3 separate regions of the Homo sapiens genome follow, and all the other regions are linked to region 2. The links are chromatin contacts, found by Hi-C or POLR2A ChIA-PET in ENCODE. All regions are on one chromosome and are shown on one strand. The core of a region is the stretch at or near the end of the contact, and the rest is flanking DNA. Distances in the headings are between cores, read along the strand shown.

Evidence for each region. A loop is a pair of places that touch in the nucleus more often than their neighbours do. ChIA-PET counts read pairs that join two places held with the same protein, here RNA polymerase II (POLR2A). Pooled maps may share reads with other maps.
Region 1: a loop to region 2 is called in a map of CD14-positive monocyte, with 6 times the contacts of the local background. The contact joins two enhancer-like sites. A Hi-C loop is called at or near these places in 2 of 168 maps with a recorded cell type or tissue (both CD14-positive monocyte), 4 of 37 single-sample maps with no recorded cell type and 4 of 50 pooled maps. POLR2A ChIA-PET finds 5 or more read pairs at or near these places in 4 of 52 experiments (GM12878, Panc1, activated B cell and 1 more).
Region 3: a map with no recorded cell type shows a loop between it and region 2 (4-fold over the local background). The contact joins two enhancer-like sites. A Hi-C loop is called at or near these places in 2 of 37 single-sample maps with no recorded cell type and 3 of 50 pooled maps. POLR2A ChIA-PET finds 5 or more read pairs at or near these places in 5 of 52 experiments (OCI-LY7, Panc1, activated B cell and 2 more).

What each region holds. Positions count from the first base shown.
Region 1 is chr11:119,532,732-119,535,431 of GRCh38, forward strand. No RefSeq gene overlaps it. Among named protein-coding and RNA genes, the nearest start is that of THY1, 110 kb to the left of the region's middle. RefSeq lists an enhancer at 926-1,455. Within about 2 kb of position 1,285, at least 4 of the 41 ENCODE cell types and tissues checked have a DNase peak (open chromatin) inside an H3K27ac peak, as active enhancers do.
Region 2 is chr11:119,566,940-119,569,639 of GRCh38, forward strand. No RefSeq gene overlaps it. Among named protein-coding and RNA genes, the nearest start is that of NECTIN1-AS1, 140 kb to the right of the region's middle. RefSeq lists an enhancer at 1,080-1,229. Within about 2 kb of position 1,345, at least 2 of the 41 ENCODE cell types and tissues checked have a DNase peak (open chromatin) inside an H3K27ac peak, as active enhancers do.
Region 3 is chr11:119,508,898-119,511,597 of GRCh38, forward strand. No RefSeq gene overlaps it. Among named protein-coding and RNA genes, the nearest start is that of THY1, 87 kb to the left of the region's middle. RefSeq lists silencers at 1,518-1,607, 2,271-2,460. Within about 2 kb of position 1,359, at least 2 of the 41 ENCODE cell types and tissues checked have a DNase peak (open chromatin) inside an H3K27ac peak, as active enhancers do.

The DNA of each region.
Region 1 (2,700 bases), core at 35-2,534, 34 kb before region 2:
CATGAATGGGGCAGGTCTAGCAAAGGAGAGACCCTTTAGAGCACTGCTTCTCCTGTAGAATCAATGTCAACTTGTCAGTAAACGGACTGCTGATGCAGCAGGATCTTTAAGCCCAAGTCCCCACACTCTTTCCAGCATCCCACCTTCTGGCCAGACCCCCACTCCCACCCCCTGCCTCCATGGCTGTGTAATGCACCAGACTAGGAGTCTGAGACCTGAGTTTGAGCCCCAGTTCAGCCACTGATGGGCTGTGTGAGTTTGGGCAAGTAACCCCACCTCCCTGGGCCTTGGCCCCCTTATCCAAAACGTGGCCGCCATAATCTCCTTCTATTTTGCATGGCTCCTTCGAATTCTCCCTCCCTTCTCCGGTCCCTTCCTCCTTTGCCCCTTCCTTCTGCTTGGCACTTGCCTGCCCAGCAAGCCTCCCCTTCTGATCCATGCAGTTCAGTGCACTCCCATCCGCTTCCTACAGCTCAGGAAACTGTGAGGGCCAGGCACTGGTGTGTACGGTGCCTTTGAATCTTACTTTAGGTTAAGATGCTCACCCGGTCTCCCCTTTCAGAAGGAGACCCTCTGAGGGCAGAGATCTGGTCCTCTTCTCCTTCTTCTAGACCGCTCAGTGTGCCTGGAACAGGGCTGAGCCCACAGCAGGGTGCCTGGATGAGCCCTGCCCTGCCGGCCTGTTCCCTGACCTTTCCTCCAGCCCTTTCCCTTCCCCACCCCTGGCAGGGAGGATGCTCCAGAGCCCGCAGTCCAAACTAAGCCAGAGTTGGGGGTCCCCAGCCTCTCCAGAAAGCCAGCTCCAGCCATGGGAGGGGGCATTGCTGGCTGTTTCTTCCCCACAGGCCTGCTCTCCTCACCCCTGCACCCTTCTGTCTGGAGGGGAGGCAGTGTGCCTCACCTGAGCCAGTCACCACAGCCCCAGTGCAGCTGGCTCCTTCCCTTCCTCTCCCGCTCCCTGGCATGGACCAGCACACCGTTCTTCTCCCACCGCCCATCCTCAGTTGCCCCTCGCCTCCCCCCACCGCCTTCTGTTCCCATGCTGGCGTGTCTCCCCCCCCAGGCAGCTGGGAGCAGGGCGCCTTCGATTTCTCTATTCAGTCTGAGGCGTAGCAATTTTCTGCTCTCCCATAATTAGGGGAATTTTAAGCAAACTCCCCGACGGATGATTACAGCAGGTTCAATCCTGGCTCCTTTGATCAGGGAAGAATGAGGACGTTGTTGGAATATTCCTCAACCTGCTGGCCAGACAGGCTCTGCGGCGCACGCCCGGCTCTCGGGCTCCCCCTGGAGGGCTTTGAACTTGTGTCCTGGCGTCTGAGTGTCCCTGGGTGCTGGAGTCTCCCCAGGAGAGGACTGGGTCCAAATTCTGCTTCATGAAGGATTATCCCAGAGGTAGCTTCTCTAGCTTTGGGCCAATATCTGGGCTCAGAGCCAGAGTTGGAAGTGGTCTCTTGGGTAGGAAGGAAAGTTAAAGGGTCATGTAGGGCAGTCTCCCAGGGCTGCTGTGAATGGCCGTGCAGGCCATACACTGTGCCCTCTAGGGGACATTATTCTCCCTGTAGCTTGTGTGAATGGGACTCCTAGGGTTTGTGCAATGTCCAGCCTGCACAACACAACTGACAGCTTGAACCGCTTGAATGACTCCACTTTTCTAAAACGGCAGAAGAGCCTCCTCCTTAGGGTTGAAAGGGGCTCTCCTCTGTTTAGTCCATTTCCCTCGCCTGTTGTGCCTGCCCAAGGCAGTGTGGAAGAGAGAAAAAAGCATGGCCTTTGCAGCCACAGCCTAGAGGGGAATTCCAGTGTGAATGTTTCCTGGCCGTGTAACCTTGGGTTAGTTAATGAACCTCCCTGAACTTTAATATCAATCTTAAAGGACTGTTTTGAAGATTAAGTAAGAGATGGACTAAAACATTGCTTGGCCCTTATGAGTCCTCAATAAATATCACTCCCCTCTCCTTTCCCTGCCCACGTCACACTTTCCTCTTAAACATTTCATCTTCCCAGACAAACCCTTTCTCCTCTGTCTGCCCCAGTCCTGAGTCCCCCAAAGGCTGTGCCAGATAGCAGACTGCATAGCTATATATATATATATATTTTTTTTTTTTTTCTTTTTTAGACAGAGTCTTGTTCTGTCACCCAGGCTGGAGTGCAATGGCATGGTCTTGGCTCACTGCAACCTCTGCCTCCCGGGTTCAAACAATTCTCCTGCCTCAGCCTCCTGAGTAGCTGGGACTACAGGCGCACACCACCACACCCTGCTAATTTTTGTATTTTTGGTAGAGACGGGGTTTCGCTATGTTGGCCACGCTGGTCTCGAAATCCTGACCTCGTGATCTGCCCACTTCGACCTCCGAAAGTGTTGGGATGACAGGCGTGAGCCACCGCGCCTGGCCCAGACTGGGTATATTAATAGGCTGCTAATGTCTCTGGCATCCCCGAGCAGTGGTCCTGGCTTTTCCATAGGTTAATTAGGCCATATTTCAGGATAATTACGACTGTATATTCCTACACTAATTAAGTGGCTCTAAACCCTCTCCAGAATGCAGCTCTGTGAATCATAATTAAGCCTTACCACCAAGTTCCTCTGCCAGCCACGGAGCCCGGCGAGCAGCCTGTTGTCCCCACTCCCAGTCATGGGAAAGGCTGCGTCTGAACCATGGATTTGAAAAGGACCTATTTTCCCGGGATCAGGTCGAG
Region 2 (2,700 bases), core at 95-2,594:
AGCACAAAATGGACTAAGACAATGACCTAAGGCAATGAAAGATGTTGGAAAAACATGAAGTGCTATCTATGTACAGGGTATTAGCAAGCATCTCAACTTACTAATTGTGTGAGCTCAGGCAAGTTTCCTAACCTCTTGGAAGCTGTTTCCTCATCAGTAAAATGGAAAGTACTCACCTCATTGGGCCACTCAAAGGACTCAATGAAACTCCATGTGAGGCACTTAACACATAGAAAGTGCTCTTAAAGTAAAAGCCATGAGCATTGTGGTGGGGCCTTTCCAGAGGGATGGACTAGCCTAAATGTCCAGAAAAGAAGTGAACCAGACTCTTGATTTTTGAGATTTTGTGTGTGTGTGTGTGTGTGTGTGTGTGTGTGTGTGTGTGTGTGTGTGTTTGAGACAGAGTCTCACTCTATCGCCCGGGCTGGAGTTCAATGCACAATCTTGGCTCACTGCAACCTCCACCTCCTGGGTTCAAGTGATCCTCTTGCCTCAGCCTCCTGAGTAGCTGGGACTACAGGCGTGTGCCACCACGCCCGGCTAATTTTTGTATTTTTCGTATAGAGATGAGGTTTCACCATATTGGCCAGGCTGGTCTTGAACTCCTGACCTCAGGTGATCCACTCGCCTCAGGCTTCCAAAGTGTTGGGATTATAGGTGTGAGCCACCGCACTCGGCATTTTTGAGAATTTAGGAGATTAAGCACCTGTTCCCCACCCCTTGGGGTTTTGAAAATTAGGTGGGAAGAAGCTGATTCTAGGTTTTGCAAGTAAAGGGGGACCTAGTACTGCTGGGGCCAGCTTGCACCCAGGAAGTGGCTGGTAGCTGAGCAGAATGAGCCACTGATGACAGCTTTGGCTCTTTGGCCTTAGGCCTAGTGGGTCCCCAGGGTTCTGCTGATCTGAGCATTTTGCTGGGGAATTTCCCTTTTCTGAAAGGGCTCCACAATAAGGTGGTGGCATCAGCTGGGGCCTAGGCCAGGCACCTTCTGTCTATGGACTCTGGCCTGAGTTTCAGGGACATCTTGACTCACAAGGGGAGCTTTTCCCTCCCACCAATCATGGCATTGGGGGTGGGGGGTGGGCAGCCACCCTGGATAACGTCACTCAGTGCATACCACTGCTGGCCCCTGTGGCTGTTGCATGAAGAGGAGACGGGGCTCCATTTTCCAGAAATCGTCTGTGCTAGGCATCCCAGTGAGGGGGCTGAGCCAACCTCTAAGTTTCCTCTAAGACACTAGGAAGCATTGGGGGAACCCTGGATGCACCCAAGCAGGGACTGGATGGGGGAGGCTTGAGCATTCGCTCTTTTCTCCCACATGGGTTGGAGGCCACTCTGCCTCATTATCGTCCTCTACATTTGCATGACTGCTGTCCTGTGAAAAATCTCCGCTTGTGAGCCAGCACAAGTATGACTCAGCATGTCTCTTTAATTCCCTTCGGGCACGACCATCAGAGTCAGTTTACAATAACCAGACGCCTGGCTTTACAATCACTCCTCATTGTTGACCCAAAACAGCATCCTGCAGCTTGATCATTGCCCATGTGCCAGACTTCTCTCAGAATGACTCTTATTTAAAAAAAAAAAAAAATCACATCTGGTCCATTTAGTGGCCTAGAGCACATACCCTTGAGAATTCATCAAGGCAGAAAGTATTTGTTATTCGAGGATGGGTTTGATTTTTGGCAATGATGTTGAGGCTCTCTGAGTCAAGTCTGGAGGATTATGCAGCAGGGAGAGCTCTTTGCTTAGACCACTGCATCAGACCACCCTCCTCAATCTCAGGGCTCAGCTACCACTTCCCTTCTATAGCTCCCCCAGTCGCCATGGCAGATGTGGCCAGACACCTCACTCTCTTGCCATCCGCCCAGGGTTTCTCTGACACCAAGGCCATGCCCGCCTCTTCCTTGTCTCAGGTGCATTTTGCATGGTTCTTCAGAGGTTCCCTAGCAGGATGGAGCCTCAGTGACCCACAGTGATGACCAGCTCAGTTAAGAAAACTTAGCTTGGCCTTTCTGCTTCCCTGTTTTATGCTTCCCAATCCCCCTTGGGATTCTAGGGAACCATTGCTTTTCCCTAGAATCTCTTTCCAAAATAAGCTACTTGAACCAAAGGCTCTTTATGTGGGGGAACCCAGGCAAGGACAGCTGCCCTGCTGAATTTTTTGTAAGATTTCAACAGAGCTTGAGGACGGAGTTGGGGGGAGTCTATTGAGATACTAGGTCATAGGAATTCATAGTGTCCCGTGGCATCATATATATGGGCCATCTCTTTTGCTCTCTCTCCCCCTTTTTTAAAAAACAGTTTTTTTTAGATATAACTCACCTACCATATAATTCCCATTTAAAGTGTGCAATTTGGCCAGGCATATGGCTCATGCCTGTAATCCCAGCACTTTGGGAGGTGGAAGTGGGAGGATTGCTTGAGTCCAGAAGTTCAAGATCAGCCTGGGGAATACAGTGAAACCCCATCTCTATATATAAAAAAAAATAAAGTGTGCAATTCAGTGGTTTTTAGTATATTTACAGAGTTGTGCACCCATCACTGCATCAATTTTAGAACATATTTATCACCCCTAAAAGAAACACAGTACTCATTAACAATCACTCTCCATTTCTCCCACAACCTCATCCCTCTAGGCAACCACTGGTCTACTTTTTGTTTGCCTATTGTGGACATTTCACTTAAATGGAATATGTA
Region 3 (2,700 bases), core at 109-2,608, 58 kb before region 2:
GGGAGACTTGAGGATTTACCAATGAAAGAGACATGGTCCCAGGTCTCAGAGAGCTCAGAGGTGTGTGTGTGTGTGTGTGTGTGTGTGTGTGTGTGTGTGTGGAGTGTGGAGGGATGGTGGAGACTCACACAGAGGTTTATGCCTCTGTTCACACTGCCATGATCGAGGCATGAGGCTGGGCATGATGGCTCATGCCTGTAATTCTGGCATTTTCAGAGGCTAATGATGGAGGATTGCTCGAGTTCAAGACCAGCCTGGGCAACATAGTGAGACCCTGTCTCTACACACACAAAAAGCCAGATGTGGTGTCGTGTGCCTCTAGCCCCAGGTACTCGGGAGGCTGAGGTGGTAGGAATGCTTGAGCCCAGGAGTTTGAGGCTGCAGTGAGCTATGATCGCACCATGGCACTCCAGCCTGGGTGATAGAGCGAGACCCCATATCTCCAAAAGGGGTGGGGGTGGGGGGGAAGAGGAATGAGCAAAATGCCTGGGCTTGAGGGAATTCAGGCAAGGGGCCACCCAGGGTGAGTCTTCAGAATGAGTCATTCTCATCAAGGGTGGGGCACACTTCTGCAGCAGTCAGTGCTATGGTCTGAATGTTTCCCCTCAAGATTCTTACGTTGAAATCTTGGCCCCCAAAGTGATGGTATTTGGAAATGATGGTATTTGAAGGGTGATTAGGTCATGAGGGTGGAGCCCTTGTGATTGGCATTAGTGCCTTTTGAAAGAGTCCTCAGAGAGCTCTGCCCCTGCTAAAATGTGAGGACACAGCTAGAAGGTGCTGTCTGTGGACATGAAAGAGGGCTCTCACCAGAGACTGAATCTGCTGTGCCCCAGTCTTGGCCTTCCCAGCGTCCAGGACTGTGAGAAATAAATTTTTGTTGTTTATAAGCCACCCAGTCTATGGTATTTTGTTATAGAAGCCCAAAAGAAATGAGACATCTAGGGTTCATAGCTTTAGGCAATAGAAGCCGATTCAGACCAGCTAAGCAGAAAAGGAATTTATTAGAAGAATATGGGGTGTCTCATGTAATCAATAGTGTTAGGGAGGGCTGGAGAACCAGACTTAAGACTACGCTTCCAGGCACGATGCCCACGACATACAGAACTAGATGGATGGGGAAACCACAGCTGCTGCTGCCTCACCAGCTTCAGCTGCCACTGTCACTCCCCACTGACTGCACTTCCAGGCCAGGAACTTAATCTTGCTACCGTTTCTAACCCCCAAAGCTGGACACATTCTTACCACCCTTGTCAGCATGATGGGTTCTGGGTATGGTCTCCTTCCCCAAACTCCTCCCTTCTAGAGAGGAGTCTCTGGGGAGTGAAGCCAATGGGTGGAGTCAGAGACATCTGCTGTGCTCCAGCTGCAATGGAGGCTGGGTAACCCAGTTTCTGCTTTCTGCTTTCAGAAGGTGTGACTCATAAGACTGGAAACTCCTGAACGTAGCAAGGATGCTGGCAGCCAAGCCAATGACTACAAACATGATAAAGTCCATTACAAGGATGGAAAGTCCACAGAACAGAAAATGTGTCTATTTTTTCACCAGTGACCCTCCAGCACTCAGCTATGCCTGGAACAAGGTAGACAGTCAGAATAACATGTCGAATGAATGAATGAATAAATGGCAGAGAGGGTGGTGATGATCAGGGGGCTTGGACAAGCAGTCCTTTTACTTACAGATATCCCAGGAAAGATTTGAGGCCTCTGGACAGCTCTTTGAGCTTAATTTGGACCAGTCTTGCCACCCAGTCTGTGATCTGGGCCATTGGTCTGATTCTCTACTCTTTGACGAATGGGCAAAGGCCTGGCTCTTGGAATTGGGTGAAAAGAAATTGACCCAGCTCAAGTGGGGAAGGTTGAAGCACACATGGCTGATGATTAAAACATATATTGATTTCAGCAATCTCTACACACTTTCTCCACTGTTACTACGGTGGATGTTGTTTAGCCCAGTGTCCAGTCTGAATTTCCTCCTTCCTGACAGACCCTATTGTTGTTCTGGCACCCCTCCTCAGGGTGTGTGTCTCAGGGAAGGAGTTGGTCTTATCCCAGCTCCTGAACCACCTGCTTGGTCTAAAGTAATCCTCTCTCCTTACCAACGATTGGTCAAGAGTGGGCCAATAAGATGCAAGCAGGTATTTTTGGGGGTGGGATGGAGGAAGACATCTTTACGCTTTTGAAAGAGTTTTTGAAGGTTGCTCTAATCTAGTTTTCTCGGAATGTTGTTGTGGGTGAGTCTAAGGCCCTTAACTGCCCCAGCCATCTCTGATCTAGTCATAGATAGCGTACATACACACACACACACACATGCACACACACACATGCACACACACACACACACGTCACAGGGAAACAGGGCCAGGCTTCCAGACAACACCAGCCCTGAATTCTGCCCTACCTGCAGGTTTCCAGAGCTCCATAAGATCGGAGCCACTTTGAGTTTTGGATATTCGGTGTTTTGTCTCTGAGTACCCCCCGACAGCTACCCGGACCACTGCTTGCTCGTGTGTGTGATGGCCCCAACCCCAAGGCAAGACTGGCATCTGGCTGATGCTGAGGGGCTAATAAAGGATGGCCCCCTGCCCGTTCTCAAATGCCCTCCTATGGGTGCATGTGAGTCTGAGATGCATCAGGGACGGGCTTTCCTTTCAAGGCAGCCCTGTGTCTAAAGGACCCTGTTTAGGATAGAAATGCTCC